Linked DNA regions of Homo sapiens: regions 2, 3 and 4 are each linked to region 1. The links are chromatin contacts, found by Hi-C or POLR2A ChIA-PET in ENCODE. All regions are on one chromosome and are shown on one strand. The core of a region is the stretch at or near the end of the contact, and the rest is flanking DNA. Distances in the headings are between cores, read along the strand shown. Region 1 holds the start of CAPNS1 (calpain small subunit 1). Region 2 holds the start of GRAMD1A (GRAM domain containing 1A). Region 3 overlaps SIPA1L3 (signal induced proliferation associated 1 like 3). Region 4 holds the start of ZNF527 (zinc finger protein 527).

Region 1 (3,039 bases), core at 148-2,647:
GGTCCCACACAATCAGACTACTCCCATATCAAGCACCGCCCCCAATGACTGATATCCGCCTCACTGGGGTCCACCCCCTTACAGCAGAACTCTCAAACCAGGCCTCCCCGGCCTAATTCATGTACCCAGGTTAGCCTCCAGGTTAATCCTATTCTATTTTTAGACCACGCCCCTCCCAGACCACGCCTCACTGAGGCTCCTCCCATTCCCAGGCCCCGCCCCTCTGATAGTCTCCGCCTTACCTGATGGCGCTGATGACTCCGCCTAGGATGCGCATGGCCGTTCCACCGCCACCGCCGCCTCCACCACCGCCGCCGCCGCCGCCGCCGCCGCCGCCGCCCCCGGCCCCGCTGATCAGGCCTCCAAGCACATTTCCCAGGCCCCCACCCAGGCCCCCGCCTCCCCCGCCGCCGCCGCCGCCGCCCTTCAAGAACGAGTTAACCAGGAACATGGCTGCGACTCACTGCTGGGGGGAAAAAAGGGGACCAGTGGGTGCTTCGCCCCTGAGCCCACACCCTCCCTTCAAACACGCATTTCCGGCAGCTGGACCTGGGAGGAATCTGAAGCCTCCGGGTGGGGGTCTGAGTTTGCGAGGGCGGGTTGTCCGCGGATGGGTGGGGCAGGTATGGGGGATCAGGTTTGCAACCTCCTCAGGTCTAAAAGGCACCCGTGGGGCTTGAGGGAGCCTGGACTGGGTGCACGCGTGAAGGGGAGGGTGCAGATCTGGTGGGGGTTCTCTTGGTGGGGACCCCAAGTTGGCGTAAGGCGTTCCCGACATGTCTGGGCGCTAGAATGTGAGATCCAGAGCCCAGCCTGAATGTAGAGGTCCTTGGCAGGTCATGGGCGCGGAGCAAACATCCACGGCCTAAAGGGCCCCAGGGCGGGGTTTAGGAAATCCCAAATGTGGGCTTGAGAATTTAGGTATTCCCAGCGGCAGGATTCCAGTGTCACCTCTGGCTCTGTGGGCTCGGGTCTAAGATCGTGGCTGTGAGCTCTGGGTTCCCGGACAATGGGGTTCCCCGCTGGAACTGGGGGCACAGATCTACGATCGCGGTTCAGGACACCCCAAGGAAGAATTCACAGGGTATCTCTGAAACCTATGGGCCTGTATTTTGGATCATGAGACAGAGGGTGGAGAAGGGTCCCCGGGACGGCATAAAAGGAGATCGAACAGGTCTGAGGGTTCGAATCTGAGACCATGGATCTGGGGGGCTCCTGAGGCCGAGACTTCACGGTTTCGCCGGGTCTGGGGGCCGCCAAAGTCGGAGTTGCGGGGTGCGGAGGGGGTACGGGCCGGGCGCTTACCGCCGCACACGTCCGGAGTTCTGGGAGTCGGTTCCACTGCCGCTCCCGGGCCTCCCGCAGCGTCCGGCTCCGGAGGGCGGGGCCGGTGACTCAGGCCGCAACTCTCGGGTCGGACACTGCACCGCGGCCCTGCTGTCGCCCGCGCGGTCCTAGAGCCGAAGCGGACATTGCGCATGCGCACCCCACACCGCCCGGCTAGCTGGATCCAGGTCTGGGCCCCGCCCTACGCGTTTCCAGCGCCGGAGGTCTTAATCCCGCCCTGACTCGGTAGGCGGGGGTCTTCCCGACACCCCTCAGGTCTGGGTGGAGGCACCCGCGGACGAGAACTCGGAGGGGACCCACCCCCCGAGTGTCGTAGTGTGAATTTTCACCCTAGGGCATGCCAATATCCTTCCAGGGTGGCGGTTTTCGGTCCGCTCACTAAGGGACTCCGCACGGGCCCTCTGCAGGTGTTGTCGCGACAAACACCTCCTGGAGGCCTGGAGTATGGTTTGACTCACACGCTGGGGGACAGTCGCCCGTGTCTGTGGCGAGGATTGAGGCTGGATTGCCTTTCCCAGTGCCTGCAGCAGCCCGGATGGCAGTCAAACCGCAGGCAGCGCCTGCGCCGCCTCCCAGGCGAACCTTACCACGCCCCCGCCCCAGTCAGGGGCCACCAGAATCATTCCTTCCTGGACTGGCCCAAAGAGTGTCCTCAGTATGCTAGCCTCTAAAGAAGGCCCCAGACACAGGAAGATTCCTTTGGCCACGGCCTGGTTTCTTTATTTACTTAAAAAATATTATTGTTTTTACATAATAGAGACGGAGGTCTCGCTATGTTGCCCAGGCTGCTCTTGAACTCCGGGCCTCAAGCCGTCCTCCTGCCTCAGCCTCCCAAAGTACTGTGAGGTACTGGGATTACAGGTATGGGCTACCGGCCTTTTTTTGATTTAATTTAATTTTTTACAATAATATTTTTACATAGCCTGGTTTCTTTTCTTTTCTTTTCTTTTTTTTTTTTTTTGTTTTGAGACAGCGTCTTGCTCTGTTGCCCAGGCTGGGGTGCAGTGGCGCCATCTCAGCTCACTGCAGTCTCTGCCTCCCAGGTTCAAGCGATTCTCCTGCCTCAGCCTCCCGAGTAGCTGGGATTACAGGCATGCACCACCACACCCAGCTAATTTTTGTATTTTTAGTAGAGACGGGGTTTCACCATGTTGGCCAGGCTGGTCTCAAACTCCTGATCTTAGGTGATCCACCTGCCTCGGCCTGCCAAAGTGCTAGGATTACAGGCATGAGCCACGGGAGTCCAGTACTTTTTCAGGACTCATCGGGGGGAGCTAAATCTGGCCCCCAGGCAGGCTGGCTGGCTCTTATCCCCTACCCTGCAGGCTGGCTAGGCTTGAGTTGAATCCTGGCTGTGCCCTGTAATAACTGCACAACCCCAAAAGAGTGGCTTGATATTCCTGAGCAGCGATTTTCTCATCTGTAAAATGGGAACATGGGTTGCTCCATACCACTAGGCCCCCTATCAAAATTAAATGATATCTGCAGCAATACTGATTATTAAAAAAAAAACTTAAGTGGTGGCTGGGTGAAGTGGTTCATGCCTGTATTCCCTGCATTTTGGGAGGCTGAGGCAGGAGGATCTCTTGAGCCCAGGAGTTTGACTCCAGCCTGGGCAATATAGTGAGACCTTGTCTCTACAAATAATACAGAAATTAGCTGAATGTGGTGGCATGCGCCTAGTCCCAGCTA
Region 2 (2,770 bases), core at 217-2,716, 1.1 Mb after region 1:
TAAAAATACAAAACTTAGCCAGGCGTGGTGGCACACGCCTGTAATCCCAGCTACTCAGGAGGCTGAGGCAGGAGAATTGCTTGAACCCAGCAGGAGGAGGTTGCAGTGGGCCGAGATCGTGCCACTGCACTCTAGCCTGGGCGACAGAGCCAGACTCTATTTCAAAAGAAAAAAAAAAAAAGAAGAGCGTTTCAGAGCTAAATTACAGGCATATGCAGGCACAGAGGGTCATGGTAGAACCCAGAGCCCCAGGCACACTTGTACACACACCACTAAGTCACAATGGGACGCACACTGGTAACTTACAGCAACGCTTGGAGCTACAGATAGAATTAATGGTAAAACACACACAGCCCAAGAAGGATCAGAGCTGCTACACACGGTAACTCCAGACACATGTACAAACACTCCAACGTCACACTCAGACACACAGGGGTAATTTATATTTGCACAGGGAGCTACAGATGGAATGAGACACAACACGCACACAACCAGCTGCTCACAGCCACAGATTTGGAGCCCCAGACACACACAGGTAACTTACAGTGACACACAGAGCCGCGGTCAGAATTAGTGGTTAAGTTACACGCAGGAACTCTATCAGAGGCCCAAAGCTGCTGCAGGCTAGCAGCCCCAGACACACGTACACACACTTGCAAGACAATTCACAGTCGGAAGCACATGCGCCCACCTGGACCGGAAGGGGAGTAAGAAGTCAATTCCGAGCACACAGGACCCCCCGCCCTCCATGACCTCAAGCACGCGGTCCTGGAGAGACGCAGGAAGCCCCCACCCCCGGCAGCCCCGAGACCCGCAACAGCCAAGGACGGTGGGAGGGGGCCCAGGCAGGAGGGGGCTGCCTACTCCCGGCGCGCCCAGGGCTCCGCGGCCTGTGGGCCTGGGCTGGTCCCGATCCTGTCTCCATCCCAGGCCGGAGCCCCAGTTCGGCCTCGCGCTCACCCCTGGCTTACCAGGCAGGGGGTTGCCAGGCCTGAGGGCCCTCCCCGCCAGATGAACCCGCGGGCCCCCAGCCAAACCCCGCAACCCAGTGCGTCGCGGGCCGGCAGTGGCGACCCAGACCCCGGGCCCTGCCCTGCGTCCGCGCCCCACTCCCCAGCTGCACCCCTCGCCCGGGGGCCCCCTGCCCCGCCCCCACCCCGATCGCCCCGGCCAGAGCCATGTGCAGAGGCCCCCGACCTCTGCAGCGGCCGCTCCGCCCCCTCCCCAAGCCCGCGGCGCCCCCTCCCTCCGGTGGCCTCCCCCGCGCGCCCGGTCCCTGAGCTCTAGTCGCCCGGTCCTTACTCGAACATGGATGCGGCGCGGTGGGCGCGCCCCGGGCGCAGGGCAGGGCAGGGCAGGGCAGGGCTGGGCTGCGCGGGGCTGGGCTGCGCTGGGCGTCCCCGCAGGGCACCGGCCTGGCCTTCCGCGGCCGCCGCCCCCACCCGACCCAACCGCCCGCACAAAAGGCCGGAGCCGCCGGAGGCCGCCGCGGCGTCAGCGACACCCCCTTCCTTCCCCCGCCCCGCCGCGTCACGGCGCCGCCCCCAGCCCGGGAGGGAAGGCGGGGAGGGGCCGCAGAGGCCTAGAAGGAGGGAGAAGCCGGGGAGAGAGGGACTGGACAGAGAAGGGAAAGCAGAGGGGCAGAGAGACAGAGAAGGAAACAAAGAGACTTTATTAAAACCAAACATCGTGGAGGCAGCTGCCTGCCCGCAGGTTGGGGAGCCCCCTCCCCTAGTACCTAGAAAAGGGTCCCTAGCAACTACTATGCCCCTGGCCAGAAGCTCCTGGACCTCCCAGGGAGGAACCTGAGAGCCGGGGCGAAGGTGGGGGAGGACTGGAGATGCTGGGAAACCGAGGTGTATGTATGGGGGAGGGGGCCTGAAGCTGGCGGGAAGGGGTGGGGCCGGTTGGCCGCCTCCTCCTTCCCTCTCCCAGTCTCTGAGCCCGGGTTCCTGGTCCCAGGAGGTCCGGTGCCTCCGTTTCTAGGGACTTCCCAGTTTTGGTCAGCCAGGCCAAGTACCAAGTCAGAATCCAGCCTCCCTGGCTCTTATCTGTGCTGAGACCTTGCGCTCATCACCCCAGTGCTGGGAGTCCCACTAACTCGGTGGTAAGGGCTTTTCCCGGGGACAGCGCAGGAACGGGCAAAATCAGTCCTTTTACGGAAGGAGAAGCCCGGCCTCTAAGATGGGAAGTGACTTGTTGGGGTCACCTGGTAGGTAGGCGGCAGAGTTGGATTCGATCCTGCTCTGACGCCATAACCTGCGTCCCCCCTCCCCCGCCCCGTCTGCAAGAGGTCAGAGTCAGGTGGTGTCCTGGACTCCTGGCCCAACCACACAGAAATGCGAGTCCCACCTCACAGCTCCGGGGCTGTGGCTCCCCAGCGCTCTCCAGGGTACGCTGTCCCCGCCTCTTTTGAAAAAACTCCCTTCCCAACCCTCTCCATCAACCCTTCCCCTCCTCCTGCAAAAGAAGCCCACCTGACTTCTCCATTTTGATGAATGGCAGGCCCAGAACTTCAGAGTCTTTTCTGACCCTCTCTTTTCCTTCACACCACATCCAATCCGTCACAAACTGTGGGCTCCACGTATAAAATCAATCGCTCCATTCTAAACTCTTCTTCCTCCGCTGCCCACGCCCTGGCCCAGCCTCCATCCTCTCCTGCCTGATCTCCCTGCTCCCATCCCTGCCCCTACTGTCTGTTCTCACCTGCAGCCAGAGAGAGCCTGGGACCACCTGAGTCAGTTAACTACCCTCCTGGCTCAGAGCCCTG
Region 3 (3,101 bases), core at 127-2,626, 1.8 Mb before region 1:
AGACTGCTGCCTCATCACCCAACTCAAGTTTCCCTGAATTGCCAGACAGAATACTTGGTATTCCAACAAGATTCAGAGTTCTTGTGGTACTGGGACTTTGTGCACAGTTTCAAAGGTGGGCATGATTAGAGAACAAAAAGCTAAGTCCTGATTCAGGTAATTACAAAACAAAGCTGGTAAGCACGATGACAAAAATGCATGGGCATTATGCTTTCCCTGTGTTCCACTTATTTCTGCAGCAAAACCAATTGTCTGCCTACCCAATATCCCTCCCCCTTTCCCAGTCCTTTCCTAAATGGTACTCTGATTTCATTCCTGTAGCCACTCTCCTCCCTGTGCTACCTACTTCAGGTAAGGCTGGCCCCGGCTCCAGCCCCAGCCCCAGCCCCAGCCCCAGAGGGTCAATCCTAATTGGCCCTTGGCTGGTTTCTCTGGGCAGGGTCACATATCACCATGCTGGCCAATGAGATATGAGGGAAATCTGGGAGGCAGGGAATCAATGAAAGGTTTCCTCACTCTTAAAGAGATACACAGCAAGTGAGAGATGCCCTCTTTCTGCTGCTGGATGTGGCACTGTCAGTGTGTGCCAACTGGAGCCTTGGCAGTCATCTTGTGGCCATGCAGGGAGCCTAGGGACACAGGAGACACACCATGGATGGCAGAGTGGCTTGAAGGAGAGGGATGGGGTCCCTGCAGGCATTGTGGAACTGCTTAGTCAACTCCTGTGCTGCTGTGCTGCCTACCTACAGGCTTCTTTGTTATATGAGATCATAAATCTCGTTATTTCAGGCCAATTTCATTTGGGCTTCCTATTACAGTAGCTCATGGTTCTCAAAACGTGCTTCCTGGACCAGGGGCACCAGTGTCACCACAAAATGCAAATTCTCAAGCTAGACTTACAGAATCAGGAACTTACAGAATCAGATGGGGCCCAGCAATCTGTGTTTTACCTAGCCCTCTGGGGATTCTGATCCTTGCTAGGGTTTTTTGTTTTTTTTGAGACGGAGTCTCACTCATTCTGTTGCGCAGGCTGGAGTGCAGTGGCATGATCTTGGCTCACTGCAACCTCTCAGAGCCTCCCAGGTTCAAGCAATTCTCCTGCCTCAGCCTCTCGAATAGCTGGGACCACAGGTATGTGCCACCACACCCGGCTAATTTTTGCATTTTTAGTAGAGATGGGGTTTTACCATGTTGCCCAGGCTGGCCTCGAACTCCTGGCCTCAAATGATCCACCTGCCTCGGCCTCCCAGAGTGCTGGGATTACAGATGTGAGCCACCACACCTGGTCTTGCTCGGGTTTGAAAACCACTGCAGTAGCACACAGAGCTTTAGAGTTAAGATACAGCTCTGGAGTCAGACTGCCTGAATCCAAATCACGTCACCATGCTGATACACTGTTGGTGGGAATGTAAATTAGCTCAGCCACTGGGGAAAGCAGTTTGAAGATTCCTCAAAGAACTAAAAATAGAATTACCGTTCGACCCAGCAATCCCATTTCTGGGTATCTACCCAAAGGAAAAGGAACCATTCTACCAAACGACACCTGCACTCCTACGTTCATCGCAGCACTCTTCACGATAGCATGTGAATCAACCCACAAAGCCAGGGAATCAACCCGGATGCCCATCAACAGCGGACTGGACAAAGATAATGTGGTACATATATACCATGGAATACTACACAGCCATTAAACAAGAATGAAATCATGTCTATTGCAGCAACATGGATGTAGCTGGAGGCCATTATCCTAAGTGAATGAATGCACAAACAGAAAACCAAATATCCAATGTTCTTACTTCTAAGTGGGATGCTAAACATTGCGTACACGTACACACACACACACACACACCCCATGTTCTTACAAGTGAGAGCTAAACATTGCATACACACACACACACACACACACACACACACACACACACCCCATGTTCTTATTCTAAGTGGGAGCTAAACATTGCATATACACACACACCCCATGTTCTTACTTCTAAGTGGGAGCTAAACATTGGGTACGTACACACACACACACACACACACACACACACACACACACACGAACAACAGACACTGAGAATTCCAAAAACCAAGAAGGAATGGGGCAAGGGTTGAAAATCTACCTACTGGGGGCTAGGCGCAGTGGCTCACGCCTGTAATCCCAGCACTTTGGGAGACCAAGGTGGGTGGATCACCTGAGGTCAGGAGTTCAAGACCAGCCTGTCCAACAAGGCAAAATCCAATCTCTACTAAAAAATACAAAAAAGTTTAGCCGGGCATGGTTGGTGGAGGCACCTGTAATCCCAGCTACTCGGGAGGCTGAGGTAGGGAGAATTGCTTAAACCCGGGAGGCGGAGGTTGCACTGAGCTGAAATTGCGCCACTACACTCCACCCTGGGTGACAGAGCGAGACTCCATCTCAAAAAAAAAAAAAAAAGGAAAAGAAAATCTACCTATTGGGTACTCTGTTCACTATTTGAGTGACAGGATCTGTACCCCAAACCTCAGCATCACACAATATACTCATGTAACAAACCTTCACATGTACCCTCTGAATCTAAAAAAAAAAAAATCATGCCACCACCTTTTTTTAGCTGCCTGACCTTGAACAAGTTATTCAAATTTAGTTACCTCATCTGCAAAGGGAGAATAATATCTTCCAGGGTTGTCGGGAGGCTTAAAGGAGTGGCTTCATGTGAAGGGCCCGGCACAGTGTCTTGCATGCAGCAGACGCTACATACATTGCCTACTTGCTGCTGCAGTTGTTGCTGCTGATGCTGTTACTACTGTTTGCAGCCAAAGGCTTACCAACTGACACAACTTCCCGACTGAGCTCTTCCAAAGTTGGCGCCATATCTCCTTTAAGGTTATTTCACCCCCACCCGCTCCCACAGGACCGAGGCCAGTGCCCTGGTTCCACAACGACTTGCAAGTCTCCCATCGCTACAGGGAGGTGCACGGCTCCTCAGGCCCCCTCCCCAAGCCTGAGCCACCTGGTCCCCGCAGAGATTCCCACAGACACCTCAAGCTGGGTGCTCTGCCAGCTACTCTGATGGGTGACTGATGCAGAATGCCCACGGGTTCCAGAGAGCACCCCCACCATGTGA
Region 4 (2,955 bases), core at 397-2,896, 1.2 Mb before region 1:
TCCCAGCACTTTGGGAGGTCAAGGTGGGCAAATCACTTGAGACTAGGAATTCAAGACCAGCCTGGGCAACATGGCAAAACCCCATCTCCTCAAAAAGTACAAGAATTAGTTGGGCGTGGTGGCATGTGTCTGTAGTCCCAGCTACTTGGGAGGCTGAGGTGGGAGGCTTGATTGAACCCAGGAGGTAGAGGGTGCTGTGAGCCGAGATTGCACCACTGCACTCTAGCCTACAGGACAGAGCAAGACTCTGTCTCAAAAAAAAAAAAAAAAAAAAAAAGAAAAGAAAAGAAAAGAAAAGAAAGGGACAACTGTGGTTGACCTAGAATTCAGTATACATCACCCCCTAATTTCACCCCCTAATTCTGGACTACTTTGCACTAGGCAACTCAGTCCCTAGCAGTTATTTCCTTAGTGTAGTGCAGCTTGAAATTGTCCATAAAAACTGCAGCAGGGCGCAGCGCCTCACGCCTGTAATCCCAGCACTGTGGGAGGCTCTGGTGGGCGGATCATGAGGTCAGGAGTTGGAGACCAGCCTGGCCAAACATGGTGAAACCTCGTCTCTACTAAAAATACAAAAACTAGCTGGGCGTGGTGGTGCGCGCCTGTAATCCCAGCTACTTGGGAGGCTGAGGCAGGAGAATCACTTGAACCTGGGAGGCGGAGGTTGCAGTGAGCCGAGATCGCATCATTGCACTCCAGCCTGGGCAATAGAGTGAGACTCCATCTCAAGAGAAAAAAAAAAAAAAAAGCGAGACCTCTAGAGCTAAACTGCTTGGGTTTGAGTTCTGGTGCTGTCACTTGTTAACTGTGTGAACTTGGGTAATTCTAATATTTCTGTGCTTCATACATCAATCCCACAATCTCATATATACACACAAATTCTCACCCAATCACAAATGTATAGAGTCACACAAACACACCCATAATCTCACACAATACACAGCCACATAAGCACAAAGATAGATGGTAACATACAACTACACCAACAGAGATAAACAATCACACACAATCACACACAAAGTAGCATACCACAGAAGTCACACATCTTGTCACAATTACTGATACAAAACTATACCTGCGGAGACAGATGGTCATAGTCGCACAATCACACTTGCTGTCACACACATTCAAACGCAATTGTATCCGCAGAAACAGGTGGTCACATAACCACACACATGCATTTACACAAACACACAATGTCACACCCCAGTCTCTCATAAACACATACACAGCTACACCTGCAGAGACAGTCACACACAAACACACATATTCACAGTTTCACCCCCAGACACAGATGGTTACAGTCACACACAAGCGGGCGCACGCGCACAAACACACACACACAGTGACACAAGATCACATTCTGTCACACCCGCAGCCTGTCACATAGTTGGTAATACAGTGAAACACACACGGCCTCCCCAGCGACTCCTGCCGGGTTCCCATCCCTGGCGCGGCCGGGCCACCCGGAGCCCGCCCTTGACTTCCCGCTCCCGCCCGGGGCCCGGCCCCACTCACCTCCCGGCGCCGCGGGCTCTGCAAACGGGCCCCGCGACCGAGACCCGCGACGTCACCTCCCAGAATCCTCCGCGAGGAGGAGCGAGGCGAGGACTGAGGCATGCAGGACTCTGAGCTCTGCGAGATCTGAACCAGCGACACCGCGTTCCCCATGGACCCCGCGAACCACGAGCCCCAGAACGCTTTGCGCCACGGCCGTCATCGTTGAACTACATCTCCCAGAGAACCCCGCGGCCCCCTCCACTGCGCGCCTGCGCCACGGGGGCAGGTACCGGAGAGGGCTGTGTGCGGTCGTAGGCTCTCCAGTGACCTTGAGCTGCTGTGTTGGGGAAAGCGGCCAGGCTGCGCGCGGGGCTGACTGGTTGAATGCTTGGGTGTGGTGGTTCGTGTGTGACTGTTGCTGCACACCTTTATGCTTGCCGACGAAAGGAGCGGCGGATTTTGTCAGTGCAGGGAGCTTCTGTATTTTAAATCACGTCCCGTGATTGTGGGTAGCTGAATGTGAAAGTGATTGTGGATGAAAGAGACTGTGGCTGACATTGGGGGTGACCGTTTCTGTTACTGTGAGGATACCACTGATCCGATGTGTATCTGACTGTCTCCTGGTCTTACTGTTCCTTCACCCCCATCTCCTGCCATGGGCGGGGTCTGTGGTATCTTTTATTGAGGCAATCTCGGCGCTCACTGCAACCTCCGCCTCCCGGGTTCAAGCGATTCTCTTGCCTCAGCCTCCTGAGGAGCTGGGATTACAGGCACCTGCCACCACGCCCAGCTAATTTTTGTATTTTTAGTAGGGATGGGGTTTCACCATGTTGGCCAGGATGGTCTTCATCTCCTGAACTTGTGATCCACCTGCCTCGGCCTCCCCAAGTGCTGGGGTTACAGGCATGAGCCATCGCACCCGGCCTATTTTATTATTATTATTATTTCTCAATTGGTCAAAATAATATATTTAACATTTTAATATTATTAAACATACAAAAGGCCACACTTTGGCCCTCCTCTAGTCAAGCAGTTTCCTTCCTGGTGAAAGTCCATAGGCAGAAACATGCCTGCAAAGATCTCACAACCTTCTTTCAGACCATGCTCTGGGTATCCAAATCCCCAGGATTTCCTGTTCAAATGGACTCCAGCCTGCTTCCAGAGCCTGTATCTCCTCTGTGTCCAAAGACCCTTCCCTTGATCTGTCTTCCAAAGGTGGAATGTGCTGCCTATCCACAAAATGTGGCCAAATGAGAGCAATTTGGTAAGGCTAGACAGAGCTTAGATATGCAAGCTGGAGTGTCCACATGTGGGAATAGAAGACCTCTTACGATGTGGGACAAGGATGGCAGTGGGAACAGAAGGGGACTGGCTGGGGACCTCCATCTGTACTGTTGACCCAGGTCTCTACATGTCAATGACAGGCTCATTTATGTATAAACTATTTTGGAGACC

What was found. A loop is a pair of places that touch in the nucleus more often than their neighbours do. ChIA-PET counts read pairs that join two places held with the same protein, here RNA polymerase II (POLR2A). Pooled maps may share reads with other maps.
Region 2: a loop to region 1 is called in a pooled map, with 6 times the contacts of the local background. The contact joins the promoter of GRAMD1A here to the promoter of CAPNS1 in region 1. A Hi-C loop is called at or near these places in 5 of 50 pooled maps. POLR2A ChIA-PET finds 5 or more read pairs at or near these places in 2 of 52 experiments (IMR-90 and Panc1).
Region 3: a loop to region 1 is called in a map of posterior vena cava, with 18 times the contacts of the local background. The contact joins the enhancer-like site here to the promoter of CAPNS1 in region 1. A Hi-C loop is called at or near these places in 1 of 168 maps with a recorded cell type or tissue (posterior vena cava). POLR2A ChIA-PET finds 5 or more read pairs at or near these places in 2 of 52 experiments (GM10248 and PC-3).
Region 4: a pooled map shows a loop between it and region 1 (7-fold over the local background). The contact joins the promoter of ZNF527 here to the promoter of CAPNS1 in region 1. A Hi-C loop is called at or near these places in 1 of 37 single-sample maps with no recorded cell type and 7 of 50 pooled maps. POLR2A ChIA-PET finds 5 or more read pairs at or near these places in 3 of 52 experiments (A549, B cell and HEK293T).

Annotation. Positions count from the first base shown.
Region 1 is chr19:36,138,424-36,141,462 of GRCh38, reverse strand. CAPNS1 (calpain small subunit 1) reads right to left here and starts at 1,397. Exons shown (of 11, transcript NM_001749.4): 1 at 1,306-1,397; 2 at 243-466. The coding sequence starts at 451. LOC105372385 (a long non-coding RNA gene) reads left to right here and starts at 1,481. Exons shown (of 3, transcript XR_935954.3): 1 at 1,481-1,572. RefSeq lists enhancers at 931-990, 1,081-1,130.
Region 2 is chr19:34,999,019-35,001,788 of GRCh38, reverse strand. It overlaps GRAMD1A (GRAM domain containing 1A), which reads right to left and starts at 1,466. Exons shown (of 20, transcript NM_020895.5): 1 at 1,303-1,466. The coding sequence starts at 1,310. RefSeq lists silencers at 852-981, 1,252-1,631.
Region 3 is chr19:37,926,476-37,929,576 of GRCh38, reverse strand. The region is part of intron 1 of SIPA1L3 (signal induced proliferation associated 1 like 3); the gene reads right to left. Among named protein-coding and RNA genes, the nearest start is that of SIPA1L3, 21 kb to the right of the region's middle. Within about 2 kb of position 1,376, at least 5 of the 41 ENCODE cell types and tissues checked have a DNase peak (open chromatin) inside an H3K27ac peak, as active enhancers do.
Region 4 is chr19:37,369,790-37,372,744 of GRCh38, reverse strand. ZNF527 (zinc finger protein 527) reads right to left here and starts at 1,646. Exons shown (of 5, transcript NM_032453.2): 1 at 1,519-1,646. RefSeq lists a silencer at 1,247-1,556 and enhancers at 1,587-1,896, 2,067-2,116, 2,137-2,276.